5 separate regions of the Mus musculus genome follow, and all the other regions are linked to region 3. Evidence: chromatin loops called from intact Hi-C (ENCODE). Cell type or tissue: heart. All regions are shown on one strand.

Region 1 (4,000 bases), 380 kb after region 3:
CTACTTGGAATGAAGCCCAGCTGGCCAGCCCCTTTGGTCCCTACAGCTCAATGGCAGTGCTGCTGTAGACCATAGCAATTGTGGTGGCGAGTAACTTGAGCATTCCCCTGGTGAGTGCCTTGAGCATCCTGATGGTGAGGACCTTGCATCCCACTGGTGAGGGTGGACCTTGAGCATCCCGCTGGTGAGAACCTTGAGCATCCCGCTGGTGAGAACCTTGAGCATCCCGCTGGTGAGAGCCTTCAGCATCCCGCTGGTGAGGGCCTTCAGCATCCCGCTGGTGAGAGCCTTCAGCATCCCGCTGGTGAGGGTGGACCTTGAGCATCCCGCTGCTCTCACACCTCCTTCTGTTCTAGAATCTCAGAATCACCTCCTCCTTTAAAGCTGGTCTGGACTTTGACTACTCTAACTTATTATAGCTGCCTGGGCAACTCTTGCTCTGCAGAGGAAGGAGCAGGCCCTACAGCACTAACTGAAAGCTTATGGATGGTCCCCCAGAAAGGGGGAGGAGTCAACCCGAATCCCCTCTCTACCTAACGCTGCTTCTCCAGGAAGAAATGCTGACCATTTCTGGCTAAACAATTTACTTGGCAAACTGTTCGTGAGATTTATTAAGAAAATGAAAGTTTCTCATCCAAACCAGGTAAATGTGTGGCCAGGTGGCAGGTCCTTAGTTGCTGAGTGCTGGGGTGATAGTTAATCCCTCACATTGATCACAGAAGCATTAAACTTCTTAGGCCACTCATTGCTAGGCAACCATTGTGAACTGTAGGCTCTAAGGAGAGAGCATCTGTTCTTGTCACAGAAACTGTCCTATTAACAAGGAAATGCATGTCCCACGTCCACGTGTGCTCTCCAGATGGCCAATAAGGTGTTCCTCTGTAATAGCATCCATCGTCTCTCAATCACTAGCTCCAGGGCACAAGCGCCTTGTAACCTAGGGGACAAATGTCTCCTTGTCATGCTGCTTTCTGTGTCCCACCATATAGATAGCCCAGGCTTGAAGGGCATCATCAAACCAACTGTTTGCAGAACAGAGACAACAGGGCGAGACTTAGAGCAACAGGTACAGCTCCATGAAAGAACTCAGTAAGTAACTCTAGGTCCAGACTTGGCTCTGCCTCTCAGAAACTGTGCATGACAGCTCATCTTCGTTGCTGAGTGGACTAGATTCAAAAGGACTTTGCATCCATAGGCTGTGTGTGTCTGGGAAGGTGTTTCCAGGAAGGTTTAACTGAGGAGGGAAGGCTGACCTTGAATGTGGACAATGCTATTCCACAAGCTCAGAGCTCAGAGTAAATTAGTGGGGTGTGCTCTGAGTGTCAGTGTCCTGCCTAGACTGTGGACACTGGCTGAAATGTGACTCCCCCACCCCTACACACACACACACACACACACAGAGTCTGTCTTTCTACCAAGATAGCCTGTGTCCCTTCTTAATCATGGAGCCGAGATAAACCTTTCTTTCCTTAGGTCACTTTTGCCAGATACTTGGTCACAGCAATGAGAAAACTGTGTGGTACAACTGCAAATGCACATTTTTTTTTAGCCTTCTAAAACACAATTTCTTCATCTCTAAAATGGCTTAGTGGGAGTTCAAATGGCTTAGTGAGATTGCTGTTCAAGCATGAGACCCTAAAACTGAGCTCCAGCAGCCAGGCGTGGCAGTGCGTGCCTGCAATATCAACATAAGGGATAGGGGGCTAGGGGCTTGGTGACTGTCAGCTTAGCTCCAGGTTCAGTGAGAACCCCTGTCTCAAGTGAATGGGCTGGAGTGTGATGGAGTATTAATTAATTAATTTAATGAAAAAAAGGATTTTCTGCAATTACAAGTATAAGAGTTTAAGTGTGGTTGAGAGTACACAGTTTAATAGCTTGTACATAATAGGAGATTCCTTCTTACTTTTAAACAAAAATGTGTGTATTTTTTTTCTTCTATCCAAAGCTAGAATGTTGCAATCTGCTTTTTTTCCTTGTTCTTGCAAAAATGAGGAAACCTGTGGATATTATTGGTCCAGAGTGGCCCATCTCTGTTCTTGTGCTGCCACCTGCTGGATGGATATTTTAAGAACCCTGCACTAAAATGCCTGGAGCACTTCCTTGTCAGTCCTTACCTGACATTCCTCTCTACCTGTACCTTTCAGAAATTAACCCAAGGCGCCCCCAGTCCTACATTTAGCACTGGGGACATGAAAATGCATCCCGAAGATGGGTTGAAACTACATAATGTTGGCTCCTGCGTGTTAGATAAAATTCTAGTTGTTCACCAGTGCTAAATATCTCAATCCAAATAAAAATATGTTGAAAAACACTCTGCAGGCATGTTAACACATGACCCTCAGTCCTTTGTGACAGCAATTGGCCAGAGCCAAGTGTTCAGTGCCCTTTAATGTGAGCAAACTCCTCTGTTTTACACACACTCACAAGCACTGTCTAGAAATCTGTTCAAGAAATGTGCCACCGACTTTACTCACAGCCCCCTCCTCCAAATACTGTAGAAAACCCACATCAGTATCAAGTCTGTGTACAGTTATGGCAGCCAAATATAGCAAGCTACATGAACTAAGGAGTAGTTATACACATGGGGGGGTCTTCCATGCCTTTAAAACATTTATATTTATTTTACAGTATATGGATTATTTCTGTAGCTAATGTTCATTATGAATTGGATGTGTTAGTTGTATCTTGAGGACAAGGTAAATGATTAACTGAAAATGTGGGGGATGGATGCAAAGAGAACAAAAAATATCTTTGAGGTCAAAAATTATGGTCAAAATAGTTTGCTTTGTGCTTGGTACAAGCTAAGTACTAAATAATTATTCATTATTGCTATTATTACAGGAAGAGCTGTTATCCCAAAAAAATGACCTTTAAAATCCTGTCTTTTAAACAACATTGAAAATAGCAAAATTGAAATCTAAAACTTTTTATGTTAAAGAACATAAATCACAAACGCTTGGTCTAATGACTTGACCCGGGAGAATCCAGGCCTGAAAATAAGAGTCAGCATGAAAAGCCACCATAGCAAAGGAGAAGCTAAAAATGCAAAAATTCCTACTGGTTGAATCTGTCAAAAATATTCACAGAAAAATTATCTCACAAAAAATATATACTTTAGTAAGATAAAATTTTAAATTGGAAAAATAAAATTATTGAAGTACATTTGTTCAAGACATTATACTTGTTTTACTACTCAGCCCTCTACTCCAGTACCTCAGGGGTCCGCACCAGCCCTCTGGCCTGTGCCCTAGCAGATGCTTCTCCTGCTTAGTATCCTAGCTCGTGCTCTCATGCACATTGAGGCAGGCTTCTCATTGTTTAGCTTGTAAACTTTTCACTAGGGGTGGAGGAGGTGGCTTAGTCCACAAAGTGCTTGTCTTGCATGCCTGAAGACCTGAATTCAACCCCCAGGAGCCTACATAAAAAGCCAGGCATGGTAGCATGCTTGAGACAGGCACGGGCAGATCCCCGGAAACTCATTGGCCCGCTGGCCTCTTAGCTAAAGCTGCACGCCAAGGAGGGGAGGTGCTGGACTGAAAGGCTGAAAGCACCTGAAGAATGACACCTGAGGTTGTCCTCTGACCCCTGTCCATATGTGCGCACACTCACAAACACGCACAAACATGCATGCGAAATCTAAATGAACTGTGTACAGTTCCTGGCATCTTATATTTCTCACTGAACATCTTATAGAATCTCTGAACACGAAGGGTTGATTTGTATACCACAAAACCCATGAGAGGGATTGCTGGGTTGACACAATCTTTGCAGACCATCATGCAATTTTATAAGATCTGGGGACACAGTCTCCTAGATTATCTTGGAGTTTTCTATTTCATTTTGTATCTATGTCTAATTTGTTTTTGAATGCATCCTTTTCCTACTGAACTAAGCTACCAATTTTCTAATCTCCAATCTGACACTTAGTTATAGCAATTCTGTTATCTTGTAACATTAGTCTTTTTATAATATTTTTCTAGACTATCATTTTGGTGCTTAT
Region 2 (4,000 bases), 190 kb after region 3:
CCTCAAAGTCAAGTGCTTGCTTTGTCTGTGTCACCTTTCTGCCCTCAGCGGAACCTCCCCAGGGAAGGAGTCGATCTGGCCATGTGGGAAGCACACCAATTCAGAGTAGTCCTGAGTAAACAGAGCAGGCAGCCTGTAGCTCAGATGGCCTGCCAGGTTTACAGGTAAACTCGCTGGGCCCTATAGGTCAGAAGCCTCCCTGTCTAAGAAAGCAGGGGACACCTGGGGTGGACAGGGAGAATCCAGATTGCTATCACCTGTGAGCACACCTTACTCTAGGAGCCCCGAGCTCCATCCCTTCCCTCTGATACTCACACTGCCCGGGTCACAGCAGGAGACTTCTCTATATCCTACTGTCTCTTTGGACCCAGTCTGGAGACACCCACCCACTGCAGCCTTGGATTTCAGACCCAGCTCCTGTGGGTTTGTCTGCTCTGCTGTGGCTGCTTCCTGCTTCCGCAACTGAGGTAACTGTCCTGGCAGATTGGCCTTGCTAGAACCCGGAAGGCTCTGAAGTAAAGCCGCAGCCCAGCGTGGGTTTTCTCCATCCGAAACAGAAGAAACACCACCACAGTGGACTAAGCTGCTTCTTGGGTTTGACACCTGCTCCTTAGGGGAGGATCCTGGATAGGCAGGTGTGCTCTAGGTGGGGACAGTTTTCTACTTAAGATGCCCCCTGCAGTCCCAGTCCTACTGAGACTGACTGAGGCTGGAGCCAATACTGGGCCGATGTAATTTTCTACTCCGCATTTGTCTTGAAGCTTGCTGCTCCTTAAAACCCACAGTTAGAGTCATACAAGGCATTTCTCTTGTCCCTTACAAGCCCGGCAAATAAGCTCTTTTGCCCTCACATTCTCTCTTGGAAGCACAAACATCCAGTCAGACACACTCCCGGACTAGTGTGAGATCCTGCGATCCTGGAAAGGAGCACCCTGGAATCATACGCACGTTTGGACACGTGCACATCGCGTCCCCATACTGACAGCAAGCTACACACACACACACACAGACACACACACACACACACACACACACACACACACACACACACACACACCACCTGTGCACACGCGTACACAGGGAAGACTCACAGGGCGGCAGACACAAAAGATCCAGGACACCAGTCCTTGCAATCCCTCCAACCACGTAGCTGCCAACCTATAGCCCTCCCTGCAATCGCTGGTCTCCTACGCATTGGCCCCAGCGCATCCCACAAGCAGAACACACTGGGCACTCCCGGGCCTCGCGCCTGGCTCAAGTTTCTCAGGACGCCTGTACCTTGGATATGCTGTTTGATGACATTCTCCAAGTGGTCCAGCCGCTCGATAATTTTCAGGGTGTCCCCTTTATCTTCCTCCAGCTTCTTGTCGGGCACTGGCTCCTGCCCCCGCACATACACGCTGGCGATGTAGTTGGTGACCCAGCCCACGTACAGCAGGCATATGATGTTGGTCATGCCGCTTAGGATCACGCAAGTGGACACCAAAGTTTTGGTCTTCCTGGTACACACCATTCTGGGGTCCTTCCTCCATATAGAGCACCCGGGGCCCCTCCTCGCTGTACACCCCAAACTCCCCCGCGCTCAACCCCCTTGGCACGTCTGGGGTCTCTGGGTGCGCCAGCACCTAAGTCTCTCCAAAGGCGGGTCTCCTGGCAGTGTGAGCTGCGGCGCACAACTTTGCAGCTCCGGCCGCTGGCCACCCTGAGAAAGAGCTCCACAAAGAAAACGAGGTGGGTCTAGATTTTTGTTTTGGGCTTTTCCCCCGCAAATTCAAAATCCCCGAGCTTTTCCCTAGGCGGTCACGGGTGGCCGGCAGTGGCGAGACGAGACCTGCAGGGCTGGGAAACTTTGTCACTGCCAGGGCCCAGCCGCGTTGCTTTCCATCTCCAGTGCTGGCTGCCTGGGAGATGCCACCAGCCCTCCGCTCGCCGCTCAGGAGAACCGCGGCTGTGGCTGCGACCAGAGGAGCGAAGCAGAGCGGCCCGGCCCCCTCCGAGCGACAAGCGCCGCCACCAATCGCGCTCTGGCTCTGGAAAAGGGTCGGGACTGGGCGGCTGCGGACCAACGAGGAGGGGCCAGGGGGCGGAGCCCCGCCCCGCGCCCCACCTGCTGGCAGCAGGCTCCGGTCCGGACACAGCTGAGTCTCCCGCGCCCTCGGGCCACCCTAGGGCCTGCAGATCAGGAACCTCCAGTCCCCGCCCAGGCCGGCAGATTCCACCTCTAGAGTAATTCCCCGCTCGCGCTCCCGCTAAGAAGCCCAAGCTTTGGGGACCAAGATGCTCCTATACCCTCACCTTCCCCAACTGAGGGCATTCTGCTTTTCCACCTGAAAAAACGGACTCCTCGCCTCCATCTCCTTTTTGATAATGGAGACTCAAACCATACAAGTGGCTAGGCCTCATAATGTCCACACCTTATGCTTCTTGAGCCTTTACTCTGCCTCTCTCTGTTGGTCTCCCGGGTGTCACCAAATGCCTTCCGGAAATCTCTAGGAGAGGCATAGTGAATAGTGAGGGTGTCTCTGCAATCGTTGGTCACATCTATGCACTATGCAGCTCCCTGGACGAATTCATGCTCTGGGAGCCGTTACTGCTTATGGATATCACTACACCCCACGTCTAAGGAAGCCTTATACGCAGTATTGGGACAAGAGGATGCAATTCTCCATGACTTGTATAATTCCCACACATTCAGTGTTCATGGCTATCAAGTGGTCGACAGAGCCTTTCTGGAGAGAGGATGTAGAAACACACACACACACACACACACACACAGAGAGAGAGAGAGAGAGAGAGAGGCTCCTGGGTTTGATGCTCCTGTATGTGTTAGTTACATGAGCTTGAGCAAGGGTCAGAACACCATAAGAGACATTTCCCCCATCTATCAAATATCAACAATACCTTCCTGCTTATAAGTATTAAATGAGAGGATATACCAAAAGGGCTTAGGACAGGACACACAGTGGGTGCCCAGGCTCCTGTGGTTATCATTCCAGGATGCAGTTCCTCCCTTCCCGGGTCCAAGAACACCACCTGGCTGCTCAGCAAACCTTGATTTTTCTATTGACCACTCTCAGCTCTTCTCCCCTACTGGAAGCTACAGAGTCTAAGGCTGTGGGCAGCAAGAAGGAGCTTGTCCTCTAGCTGGCTTGGTTCCACCTCATTGGCTTTCTGCTTGAATGTCTTTCTTTACCATCAGCAATTCAGCCACAGGGGCTGATAGAAGGAATGCTGCTGGGCCTGATTGCCCCACATACCCTCAGATTCCAACTCAAGATCCCCAAAACCTTGGTTAGAAACAGGGGCATGGGAGGGGTTTGTGTAGGCATTTACTCACCACCCTCTGCAGAATTACAAGGTCAAAGGCCCCAGTATCTCTGCAAGCTCCCTTTATAAATGGTTCTTGAACATAGATTCTTATCTTTGGCCCTCAGTTCAATTGTATTCAACTCAACAGGAACTCAGCAAGTTCCTGACATTTTGTCTAAATGACCAGTTGCCTGGGACACTTGCCCAGTTTGCTCTAGACCTATGGCTGCGGTGTAGGCTTCAGTCTCATCGGGGGCCTCTTTTCTAAGCATGGAGAGCTGTTCAGTCCAAGGAGGTTCTCGACTTTCCACTTATGTCACTCGTCTAACCCCAAGCGTCTTCCCACTTTGCCATTTAATAAGTCCTGCCGGGAGCTTCACTATCAGGCCCCTTGATGTGCATCAGAACTGAAAAATTCCTCAGATAGTCGATGTGAGCCAACTGATGCCAAGTGGTCCTTGAAACTTATTCTGAGAATCTGAAGCTACTGTCTCCTTCCACTCCTACCACGAGAGGTGACATGAGGACTGAAAGTCCTGGTGGCTTTGTCCTGTATAAACTGAATGTTGTACACTGAAGAAGCTACTGTCCCCTTGATGTGACTTGAGAGCAGTCTTTGGTGGGGAAGGGAGGGGTATTTTGTTTTCTGAGACAGACTCTCACTATGTAGCTCCGACTAAGCTAGAACTCT
Region 3 (4,000 bases):
ACATTAACCACATTGTTCATTAATCCACACAGGACAGCAGAGTCCTGTGACCTGATTGTTTTTATAGGTGTCACCTCTCAACACGGTCACACTGGGGATTAAGTTTCTTATGAGAACTTTGGGGCCATAACCAAACCTCAGCAATGGTTTGGAGTCCTTTTTGAATCATAGAGAAAGCAGAAGAGAACCCTAGGCAGTGTCCCAAATTTCCTGTATAATCTTCAACACAAGGGTTTGTCATTTCCAGCTGCTGAGAAAGATAGGCTCCAGTCCAAGAAGGACAAAGAATCCTTTCCTGAGGGGGCTACTCAGGTCCTGGGGCAGTTCCCAGGGGCCTCTTTCAGGGGCAGCTTGATTCTCAGCTGCCAGCATCAGGCCCCGTTACCTGCAGGCAGGAAGCAGCTCTCCCTATCACTCCCACACTGAGCTCTGTGCTCCAGTTCCAAGAATTTCCTCTCTGACAGATGGTCAGGCAGCTGACCAGAGCAGGAGAGCCTTTTTCTGATTCCTGCCAGCTTTGTTTATCCAAAACTGGTCACCTTGGCTAGTCTATAAACAAAGTAGTCCAGGCCATCTTGATGTAGCTGGCTCGTGGGGTGCTCATTAGCTGAGAAGCAGGTGCTTCATCCTCCAGGCACGGTCAGGAAAGTATGCCGGGGAGCCCTGACTCCCTAAGACAATTAACTTTATAAGAGAACGGGGCCAAAGAAGGCAATGAGCTACCTGTGGAGACTCCACCAGGCTTGCGCCATTGAAGAGTGTCTGGACTTCAGCCCAGTGGCTGAAGAGAACAAAGGAGATGGTAGAAATATGCAGGTCTGAGGTAGGAAAACTGAAGCTGAGCTGGTCCATAAATAGTCAAGGTCCTCAGAGTTCCACATAACCCAGTATCCCAAACTAAGGGTGTTCCCTTCAGGATACATGAGTGCAGATGGATCAGAGCCTGGGAACAGGAACAGTCTGGTTATACGGAAAACAGAACCCAGCCCTCGGCAGAAAGAGTTAGCCAGAACCAGGTAAGGAACTGGAGTCCAGTGGAGAGGATGAGGGAGGTATCAATGAGAAGTTCCATTCCATACTCTAGCAAGGAAGTGGATTGGCAGTGAAACAGGCAGAAAGATTAGCACACAGCCCAATTGGAGAAGCATGGCAGCAGCAAGTCCAGAGACCCTACCCAGCAGCAGCTACATCTGGGCCAGACCATCAATTGCTAAGAGGCTCTGGCTTCTCTCTGCAGAGGTCAGGGCTGGTGGGCTACTGATACATGGCACCTTGGTGCATGCTACACAGGCACTTCTGTGGCAGGCTCATGGAAAATGTTAGCAAAGAAGGTATGGGATTCATTTCATCTCCCACATGGCCCCGGTCTGAGTGTCAGGTGAAGGTACCACATGCAGAAACACAGATGACAGATCTGAGATACACTATCACAGTTGATTGCATGAGGGGTATGTGTCTGAATCTCATTTATTTCAGAGCCACTGGCCACAGCATGTCCTAGGCCTGGGATAGGGCTGTAGTCAGCAGAGGAAGACAGGTGTGTGCTACCTGGAGCAATCAGGAGCTCAAGAGTCACATCTGTCACTAAGAAACGGCTTGGAAATGCAGGCCAGATGGCAGCAGAGGACAGGCTCTGTGGCTGAGTCTGGGTGTGTCTTAGTTACCTTTATCACGGCTGCAACAACATACTTGACCAAGGCAACCTAAGAAAGGAAGGGCTCCTCTGGCTCACAATTCGAAGGTACAGCACATCATAACAGAAAAGTCATGATGGCAGGAGCTGAAGGCATCTGCTTACATGGCACCCGCAGTCAGGTAGCAGCAGCAGGCAGTGGGCAGCAGGCAGTGGGTGGCAGATGCTGGTCTAGGCTTGTGTTCTTCATATTCAGTCTGGCTTCCCACTCCATCGGGTGATATTGCCCACATTTTAGTTTTCATTTTTGCACCACATTGAACCTGATGCAGAAATTTCCTCACAGGCATGCCCAGAGGTGACTATACACCCTGTCAAGTTGACAACCAATATTAACTATCACATGAAGTCATTCTCCAGACTTCTGATGAACAACACAGTGGGCAGAAGCAATTCCAGGCAGCAACTGGACTCTTGCAGAACATGGTATCTCACTGCCTGAACTTCGAGGTTACTGGAGGGCCACTGCCAGTGCTGGACCTGGGTAAGCCTAGTCTTGCTGGACAAAAGATGGGGGTAGGTAGCAACAAGGTGCCTTAGCCTGAAGCAGACCAGTGAAGACAGGATGACAGCTTACATGGCTGGCTGTGTAAACACCTTTAAGCTGTCTGGATCTTTGTTGTAATTTAATTAGCTACATGGGATTCTCTAAGCTCCATAAAGTGCAAGACTATCGGACTGGTTTTGACTCTGATTTTTTTTTTTAATTTTTGCAATTATTCCAGCTGCATGCAAAGCTGTTGGTGGTTTTATGGCCCAGAATGAGTATCTCTTATGTAGGCCAGCATCTTTGAAACATTAAACAATGATTAGGCAGGCTCTGGGCCAAAGGATGGTGGGGATTTTCCAAGAAGATGAAAGGTGGCCCAGCAGCTGACAGCAAGGAGTTCAGGAACAAGGGTTCTACTTTGTCATTACTTGGTGACTGTCTTACTAGTGACAGTGACTCACAACCACTTGCTATTCGTCTGACTTTGAAGGTGGCTGTAGGTGGCACAGTTGAGACAGAGCTTTACCCACCACTGAGTCCATGTATACATATATTCCTACTGAATGATGGTGTGTATACAGGGCTGCACCCACACAAAAGCACTCATATAGGCATACACATTTATGCATAAGCATGCCCAGGCAGGCATACACATGAATACCTAAGTGCATATATGTATGTGTATATATATGTATATATATATACACACACACACATATATATACATACACACACACATACACACACACACATACACACACACACACACATATATATATATACACACATATATATACACATACACACACACACACACACACACACACAGACATGAAAATAGTTATACACACACTGCACTCAAACCCACAGAAGCAGAGACACACACACCAATGCTTTTGTAATTCAAAGTTCACAAGATTACCCACGGTCACTAACTATTCGATAGACTCTCAAAGCATCTGTGCCACATGCCTGTCCTTATGGAACCCAGGAAGGCCCCAGTGGAGGTGACAGGCCATCCTGCTCATGTTCCTTATTCCTTACTTTGCTGCCTAGCTTTGCTCTCTCCAGAGGGGCTGGAGTGAGAGAATGGGAAGAAAGATCAAACGAGTCTATTGGAGTCAGAGCACTATGGGGTAAGGCAGGCAGCCTGCCCACTGGTCAAGGCCATAGGCTCTGAAGCCATGCAGTGTGGGCTCCACTCTCACCTCTATGTGACTTTGGAAAAGTCACTTTGCTTCTCTGTGTCTATTTGCTTGTTACATAAAGTCACACTGATGGTGACTCTTACCACTATCATAGGGCCTGATTAATTTATGCAATACACTTAAAATAGCACTGGCACAGAGAAGGGCTCCATGAGTTGGGGGTTGGGGGTGCCTCAGAAGGACTCAGTCCTTCCAAGAGTACTGAAGGTGACTTTAGCTGATCCTGGATTCTAGGCATCCTGTATCTAGGAGGAGACTGAGGTCCTAGTCCATGTTGGAGCTTCAGAGCACAGACACACCTTTCTGAGATGTGTGACTATCACTTTAGCTCTGATCTATCCTCCTCTGGAAGTGCCAGGAGTCTTGGCTGTCCATGGATAACCAGATGACATGCCATTAAATTCCCCAAGGAGTGTGTTAGGAAGAGATATCAAGGCCAAGCAACAGGGTTTCCTTATCCATCCTTCTCGGTTGTGTGACCATGGGCCCTGCCCAGCCGTGTTGCTTGTTAAGCTGTGAAACTTAGTTTTATTGCCTATGTCTATCTTGGGGGCTTTGTGGGTACTCTTTTATCTGCAAAGTTGGCCAAGTGATCCCCACAAGCTACAC
Region 4 (4,000 bases), 120 kb after region 3:
GCACCTACACACACACACACACACACACACACACACACACACACACACACTCACTCACATATTTCCCCCAAATACTATAAAGAGATCATTTCACTTATATAAAAAAGAATCAACTTTTTCTTCAGTGGGTCCAATTCAGGTCCAATTCTGTGTTTCTCTCTGAGAAAAAAATAAACTAAATAAAGTTGTCTATATGTGAACCAAACCTGGTTTGTTTCACCCCTTTTATGACATGCATCAGAGGTGTGTTTCAGTACAAAGTGTTCTCCACCCTCCTCCTGAAAGAAAAACACAAGCAAGTGGAATTCCATACCCCACTCCCTTTCTCCCACTAGAGGCTTTCCAGGGTCTGAGGTCATCCAGAAAGAATAGAACAGATGTGTATGTGCACGAGTGTATGTGTGTATGTGTGTGTGTTCATGTGCATATGTGCATGCAGGTACATGTGCCCTTGCATGTGCAGGTCAGAAGTCAACCCTGCAACCTTGGGATCTAATTTTTCAGAAGCTGTACACCACGGTTTTCTGTTTAGTGTAAGACAAGGTAGTATGTGTGTTTGGTGTATGTGATGTACTTAAATATGCATGTGTGTGTGTGCTTGCACACATATACATGTACACAGAGGCCAAAGGAGGATGCCAGGTGACCTGCTCTGTCACACTCTACATCATTCCCTTAAGGCAGGCTCTCTCAGTGAGCCTAGAGCTATTCTGGCAACCAGCAAGCCCCAGTAGTTCTCCTGTGTCCCCACAGTTCATGGTTTTGTTCAGTCCCAAGATCATGTGTCATTTGGGGGTAAAAATACCTCCCCCAGTGATACCAATGAGGCAGCCCTGGTACAGCTCATCACAGTACTCTCGGGGCTGAGCACAGTCAGAGGAGTGTCTGCATCCAAAGACTGCTATAAATGAAGTCATCCTAATGGCAACCAGAACTATGATCCCAGCCCTGTCTCCTGGTGGCTATGAAGGCAAGGCATGTCCCCTCCCTGTACCTCCCTGTAATGCTTCTGAGAACAAGCTCATGGGAGATGTGACACGCTGAACTGCAGCATTCTGACAGGGATGAAGGTGCTCTAGGGACATCCTGTATCCTTCTCTTTGGCCATCAGATTACTTGACCCCCAAGAAAAGGAAATTTCCCAGGAGTCTTATGCACAGGGAAGCAAAAGGCTGTGGCCTTGTGCCAACTTGTCTCCACAAAGAGACTTCACACACAATTGATTGAACCACCTTTCAGGAGAGACAGGAGCTTCAGTGATGGTGCGCAGGACCATTTCTCCTTGGACTGCTTCACTATGCATACCCAGTGCCTTCCATTTAAACCCAAACCTTAAGTCAGGATCCAAAAGGTGGTCTTGGGGGTTGAGGAAAATGAGCACTTTGTTTCTATTGTCAATATAGCCACAGTGAATAACTGCCTTCCACTTCCACAGTGACTTGTCTGTTCAGCTGGCCTATTGAAGGTATGTGGACTATCCTGGCTTGATAAGGATGTCAGATTCCAGTCTCTGACTCTACCAACTCTGGTAACATAAGGACAGAGTAATTCCCATGCTCCACCCCATTAACCAGCTTGCTAAGGTTTAGCCAGAAGCTAGACCTAATGTTCTGGCCTCCATCAACTCTTTAGCCTTCTTCATAGAAGCTGGAGCCTCCTGTATGAAGCAGCCACTCCCCTCAGCTCCATGGCCTCTCTCCCAGCCCTCATATCCCCTGTGTTCTGGAGCCATTCAGTTTACAAACCGGTGCTTCCTCAGTTGGACTTGCAGGATGGATGGCTGTGAGATCCCAGATTCCAGCCTGGGTGTAGCTCTGTGCTTTACTTCTTGGGCTGAATTTAACCTAGACCAGCCTCCTCACAGACCCTTCCAGTCTTTCCTCTAATTCTCACTTTCTTCTATTGCTCCTTGCTGGATGCCAAGGTCACCTGCCATGTCCCTGATTACAAGTCCACAGATGTGGCCCAGAACTCCATTTAACGTCCAGAAAATAACAGAAGCATCCCCAGGAGCCCTGGAGAATATTCAACACTAGATGGAGCCGCTCCTGGCACTGCCCATCTGATTCTGTAGTCATTGTATGCTAACAGCCGTTCTTCCTGTGCACTGCCCCCATCCCAGCCCTTCATAATCGCTAAAGTATAAGCCAGTTCCAGGCAATAGTTTTCTGGTGGGTGACATACCTTGCCCCTGCCCTGTGCTCACCTGGAAGTCCCTTTCCTCTCAGGTCAGGTTCACCTAGCACTCGTTCTGAAAAGAGCCTCCCTTGACTCCCACTAGCGACAACTGTGACTCCCATTCCTGCCAGTACCCACCCAGCTACGTCCTCAGTCGCCTTCTCCTCTTTGCCTCAGCTCAGCCTCTCAAAGGAGCCACTGAGTTTTGAGTAAACAGTGACCATGAGGGGGTAGGAGTTCAGGGAGATAGGAGAGGGGCAAGAGTTGTCAAGGCTCTTACGCTGGGTCTCCATGAGTCCTCTCTGACAGGCCCAATCTGTGACAGGCAGCAGGTGCTCCGTGGGAACAGAGTAGGGAAGCAGGCAGGAAGAGAAGCCTAAGATCCACAGATTTAGGATGCCCTAGACGTTCGCTGGACAGCTTTAGCATACAGTGTCTGGAGACCTTTCATGTAGTTAAGGAACAGCTGACCGCCTGATCCCTGGCTCCCAAATCTACCAAGCAGGGGGATGGAAAGATTAATAAAAAAAGAAACGGTGCCCACACTGAACACATGCTGGCTTTCCTGTTGCTATTCCCTGAACAACACAGCGGAGCAACTGTTCCCACAGCATTTACAAGGGATCAGAGATGAGACAAGGAGATGAGGTAACGCAAACAAGTAGACCTGTGGGGGTTCCATACAAATGTGACAGTCATACAAGGGAGGAACATCCTTGGGTTCTGCTGTCCTTGGGGACAGAATTGTTGTGGGGCCAATCATCTGCAGACAAAGAGTACAATTATATTGGATCACTCCCTTGGAATGAATCCAAATGTTTTGCCCACAAGTTCCTATTTCATGGAGGTTAGCCTGAAACTCAGTTTGGGAACTGGTCCTATCTCAGCTTCTGTGTGGCAGAAAGTGTGGCTGATTCCCTGCAGTGGCTTATCTATGTGTTTCTCAGTAGAGGCCCTATTGAGAGAGAGGCAAGCACAATCAGACCAAGAGCAGGTCCCTGCCTATGCCCTTTGGAATGGGGCTCATTGAATCCTATCAATAGCCCAACAGTGTATGCATCATTATTACCATTGTAAGAAGTGAAGATCAAGACCCACACAGGCTAAGAAATCTGGAGGCATAGAGAGCCAAAACAGGGCTTCTGGGTGGTAAGACATGCTTGGTGTCCTTGAAAGAGTACGGGTTGCTGGTGTCATTCCAGGGACAGATATGACTGTACTCTGACAGACACCATCGTTCATGCTAGCCAAGATGCTCAAGACCCAGGCCCTCCCACTGGGTTGAGTTAAGTTTTAACTCAAGAACACATTGGGATGCAGTGTAAACAATTGCCGGGAAATGGTTTTCTACCAGCTTTATCCCCACTGCAGACCTCAATTATATAACCCAGGAGCAGGCAGGTCTCCATGTGCATATAACTGCAAGCAATGTCAAGAGAGAGTTGCTGTGACCAAAGCATCTCTGGGCTCTGCTTGCCAATGCATGCTGACCTGCCAACCTCTTCTGTTCAGATGGGGAAACCGATCTGGTCATTCTCTGCAAAGGAACCACCTGCTCTCTACAATTTCTAGCAAATGGAGTTGAGTGCCTAGCTCTGACATTCAGTGGCAGCTTCTGTAGCTCTGGATATATTTGACAAGATGTCCCCAGCTCTTCCATAAGAGGCCTTCAAGTCCTACACAGAAGGTGGACAGAGCAGAGAAGGCATTTTTGGTGCTGGTCTGGGTTAGAATCCACTCCTTCTGGGTACTCTACCCTGTTGGAGCTAGTCTGTTTCCATTACCCCAGGCATATGCAAGCATTAATGCAGCACCCACTGTA
Region 5 (4,000 bases), 140 kb after region 3:
AAGAAAGGAGATATTGGGACCCTGGGCTTGCTTTCTCTTTTCTCTCTTTTTGCTTCCTAGCTGCTATGAGAACAGACTTCCCCTGCATCCGGCTCTCCTGCCATGGGGCCATGTACCCAAGCAATGGGGCCATAAGACCATGACCTGAAGGCATGATCCAAAACAAGACTTTTCTCTTTATAAGTTTATTTTCCTAGAGTATCTGTTACAATAACAGAAAGATGATCATTACCTCCTGACTTACAAAGACCCACCCCACTGTCAGACTGTGCCATGTGACCTATTTTGGCCAAAAGACCATAGGCAAACATGGAAGTATACCTGGTCTGAAGAAAAGCTTTAGATGTGACTATGCCACGTGACTCAGCCTCTTTAGAACGACCGTGTCCAGGAATGAGAAATTACATGGAAGAGGACCATAGCTAACACTCAACCCAAGACAGAATCAACCTTTGCTTCACAAACCACTGAGACTCTGGGTCTTTTGTTACACAGCCACATTTAGAGACAACCAACCCACCATCTTCCAATCTAGGAGTTACAGGGAAAGTGTTCTTTGTACTTCTAGCCTGTGGCCACCATCCACTGTTGCTCAAGGGCCAGGCCAGGCTTCACACTCACCCTGACACATTTTCTCTTCATTTATCTGCAGGACCCCTCAAGGAGTGAGGCTCCCAATAGTGCACTTGGTTCATGACTCATTCCTGGCAGAGTCTAGCTGAAAGGAAAAGATGGGATTCATGTTTCTTCTCCTTCAGCAAACATTCCTGTCACCCTTTCCTTCTCTTGGATTAGTGACAGGCCTAGGGCAGATGGATACTCACTGTGTGACTATTCTAAGAACTAGATGTTTGGGTTCTGATTCACATTGAGTTAATAACCATGTGGCCCCTTGCTCTAGTCTCGAGGGCCCAAGTGACCTTGAGCAAGTACAGCCCTGTTTGAACTGATGGGTGATTTGCAAACACAGCTCTAGGTTCCTCATGGAAGTCTCAGCACAGAGAGGTGAAAAGAAGGCTGTGGTCAGGAGTCCTCACCCCATCCTGCATTCCATCTTCCACCATCCAGATAAGTCTTTGTTGATTGGTTGAACACACTCAGCTTCCAGGTGTGGCATTGCTTAGTCATGAAATTCTGTGGCAGAAGACAATGATCACCTTCAGTTGATTATGGAAGACCTTCTTATCAATGGTGAACAGGGACTCACCCAGATGCCTGTCTGTCTGTGTGCTAGCATCTGCCATCTAGTAACACTTTCCCAGAGATTCACTGACTTCTAGGGGCAGTGGTGGCGAATGTCTGACAAGACAGAGGATAACGGAGTAGACTCATAGAAAAATCAACCAAAAAACTGAACTGTAGAAGACTAAAAGAAAACAAGACCACTCAGCTGAGATATATACCTCTGTGGAAGGATCTCAGAGCTAACTTTCCAGTTGATCTTGACCCTCTTCTTATAGTCTTTGGATGAGACAGTGTCTTCCCATCCCAACTTCCCAACTTCCCAACCTCCCAACTTCCCAACTTCCCAACCTCCCAACCTCCCAACCTCCCAACTCCCAACCTCCCAACCTCCCAACCTCCCAACCTGGAAAAGAGATTTCGGGAGTCAGTCTTTCTTTCAGATCACATTAGAAAGCTAGTGTGCCCTGGAAGCTACTGTAGGCCAGAGCCTCATGAGGCTATTGGTTAATAAGTCCCTCTCATTCATCCTTTCTCTCTCTCCTCTTCCCTGTGAATTTCTTTAAAGGTCTTTGTTCTCCAGGAGCCTGCAAGCCAAATTCATCTACCCAAGGGAAAGAGAGCTTTGAGTTTCTCAAAGTGCCCTGTAGAGGACCCACATTCTAAGCACAGGAGAATGGGAAAGACCTTAACACTCAGGCATGCACCAAGGTCCCTTTTCCATCTGCTCAGACAGAATGTCCTTCCAAAAATGCCTGGAACAATGAAAATCCATTCTGCCACCAACAATGACCACAGAACATCAGGGCAGAATCAGGGTGACCCTGACCTACATTCCAGTTGCTGGTAAGTAGGCAAGAGAGGCAGAGACGCCGAGTGGGGATCAGAAAACAGGGCAAGAGGTGACTGCAGCTGCCAGGGAAGATTAATTGATTTAGAGAGAAGCTGGTCCACAGAGATAGGAAGTACTCAGGAAAAGGAAGGAATAGCTGGAGGGGAGGTAATCCAAGGGGGACAGGAACAGAGCAGGCCACACAGGATGTGAGAGACTGTGTGATGGGAAATGTAGCTTGGACTTTTCCTGGCCTGGAAAACACAAGGACAGGGCCTTGTTTCCTGTGGGAGCAGAGACATGAGGGAGCTGAGACTGGCTGGAAGTCACAGCAGCTAGAAAAGACAGGCCCTTTCTGTGGATCATGTCTGTTTCAAATAGCACAGTATTAGACAGGACCCAAAGCACATCAAGTCCACTACGGACAGTCCACAGCTTTGTAGTTCACTTCACCAAACCATGATCACCCCCCTCTACCCATCATACTACAGTGAAAACAACCTTTGAACCCTGATGGTCACTATTGCCTCCCTTCTTAGCTTCCCTGGCTAGCCCTGCATCACCTACACCTGCTTTCCTCCATCACAGCAGCCTACAGCAGCCTTAGCACATCTCCACATGCTGCCATCTTCCCAGGGCCATGTGCCTTTCATTGTTTTGGTTTCTTGAGCACAACAAGCTCTTGCACACTGTGGAGGCTCTGCCAAGGATCTTCCTCCATGATCCACCTCACCAACCCCTGCTTCTGCTTCGTATCTCAGCTGAGCAGTCTCAGAGCTTCCCTGACCACTCAGCTTAAGAAGATGCTCCAACCCTGTCCTACTTAGAGTTACTATTGCCATACTGAGCACCATGACAAAAAGCAAATTGGGATGGAAAAGGTTTATTTGACTTACACTTCCACATTGCTGTTAATTATTAGAGGAAGTCAGAGCAGGAACTCAAACAGGGCAGGAACCTAGAGGTAGGAGAGGCCATGAAGGCGTACTGCTTACTAGATTGTTCCTCAACAGCAAGCCTGTTTTCTTATAGAACTCAGGGCCAGCTGCTCAGCATTCGTACTGCTCACAAAGGGCTGGACCCTCCTACATCAATCACTAATTAAGAAATTGTCATAGAGATTTGCATGCAGCCTATCTTGTGGAGGCATTTTTAAAATTGAGGCTCCCTCCTGTCTGATAACTGTACCTCATGTTAAGTTGACAAAAATCTAACAAGGACAACCTGAACCCTTGTTAAGATGAAACACAAACACATCACCATGAAGCCACAACTTTTCTTTCTTATTCATCTCCAAGATCACACATCAGTACAAACATCACAATATAAAATATTTTATAAACAAAAGAGTCCCACAGCTTTTGCAAATTCAAACACTTTAAATTTTCTATTTAAAAAATCTACAGTCTGATTTTAAACCTAAAAATCTTTTGTAAAATTCAGTCTCTCAACTGAGGGCTCCTATAAAACCAAAAACAAATTAAATATTTTCTTGCTTCAAGAGAAAAGAACAAAGGCACAGTCACAATCAGATAAAAAAAATTAACAAACCCAACTGTATAAATATCTGGAATCCACTCAAGATCTGCTGGGCTCCTCCAAAGGGCTTGGGTCAATTCTCTGGCTCTACCCTCTGCAGCACACAGAACTTGTCTTCTAGGCTCCAGTTGGCTTCACTCCACAGCTGCTGCTGTTCTTAGTGGTCATTCTAAGGTCTTAGCATCTCCAAAATGCTGGAATTTTCTGCTGCAACTGAGCTGTCCTTTCATTAATAGCCTCTCTTCATGGTGCCAGTCCTCAACTTCTCTACATGACCACTTTAATCCTGGACCTTCAACTACAACTGAGGCTGCACATTCACCAACGGCCTCTCCTGACCTCTCATGGTAACTAAGCCTCAGCCACTTTCCAGACCTCTTTATGCCTTCAAATCCAGTACCACCTGGATGTCTCTTACACTACCAAGTTCAGCTGCCAGCATGAGAT

The links. Peaks named below come from ENCODE experiments on the same cell type or tissue, not always from the same donor. Only the 100,000 strongest peaks of a DNase experiment are listed, where the experiment ranks them.
Region 1: it touches region 3 in a loop (2.3-fold over the local background); 2 of 42 quality-filtered maps call a loop at or near these places.
Region 2: a loop joins it to region 3, with 2.5 times the contacts of the local background. A loop is called at or near these places in 7 of 42 quality-filtered maps.
Region 4: a loop joins it to region 3, with 2.3 times the contacts of the local background. A loop is called at or near these places in 3 of 42 quality-filtered maps.
Region 5: a loop joins it to region 3, with 2.4 times the contacts of the local background. A loop is called at or near these places in 3 of 42 quality-filtered maps.

What each region holds. Positions count from the first base shown.
Region 1 is chr7:111,967,662-111,971,661 of GRCm38, forward strand. No RefSeq gene overlaps it. Among named protein-coding and RNA genes, the nearest start is that of Gm33204, 40 kb to the right of the region's middle. In heart, CTCF peaks have their summits at 2,054 (motif pointing left) and 2,255; no DNase peak of the experiment used is centred here; H3K27me3 peaks cover 809 bases.
Region 2 is chr7:111,778,035-111,782,034 of GRCm38, forward strand. Galnt18 (polypeptide N-acetylgalactosaminyltransferase 18) reads right to left here and starts at 1,943. Exons shown (of 11, transcript NM_001360903.1): 1 at 1,279-1,943. The coding sequence starts at 1,513. In heart, a CTCF peak has its summit at 2,115; DNase peaks (open chromatin) are centred at 2,047 and 3,427; H3K4me3 peaks cover 2,436 bases; H3K27ac peaks cover 1,340 bases; H3K27me3 peaks cover 2,485 bases.
Region 3 is chr7:111,588,089-111,592,088 of GRCm38, forward strand. All of the region lies in intron 3 of Galnt18 (polypeptide N-acetylgalactosaminyltransferase 18), which reads right to left. Among named protein-coding and RNA genes, the nearest start is that of Galnt18, 190 kb to the right of the region's middle. In heart, a CTCF peak has its summit at 1,612; a DNase peak (open chromatin) is centred at 413; H3K27ac peaks cover 383 bases.
Region 4 is chr7:111,708,468-111,712,467 of GRCm38, forward strand. The region is part of intron 1 of Galnt18 (polypeptide N-acetylgalactosaminyltransferase 18); the gene reads right to left. Among named protein-coding and RNA genes, the nearest start is that of Galnt18, 70 kb to the right of the region's middle. In heart, a CTCF peak has its summit at 2,033 (motif pointing right); no DNase peak of the experiment used is centred here; H3K27ac peaks cover 651 bases.
Region 5 is chr7:111,724,986-111,728,985 of GRCm38, forward strand. The region is part of intron 1 of Galnt18 (polypeptide N-acetylgalactosaminyltransferase 18); the gene reads right to left. Among named protein-coding and RNA genes, the nearest start is that of Galnt18, 53 kb to the right of the region's middle. In heart, no CTCF peak of the experiment used is centred here; a DNase peak (open chromatin) is centred at 2,226; H3K27ac peaks cover 344 bases.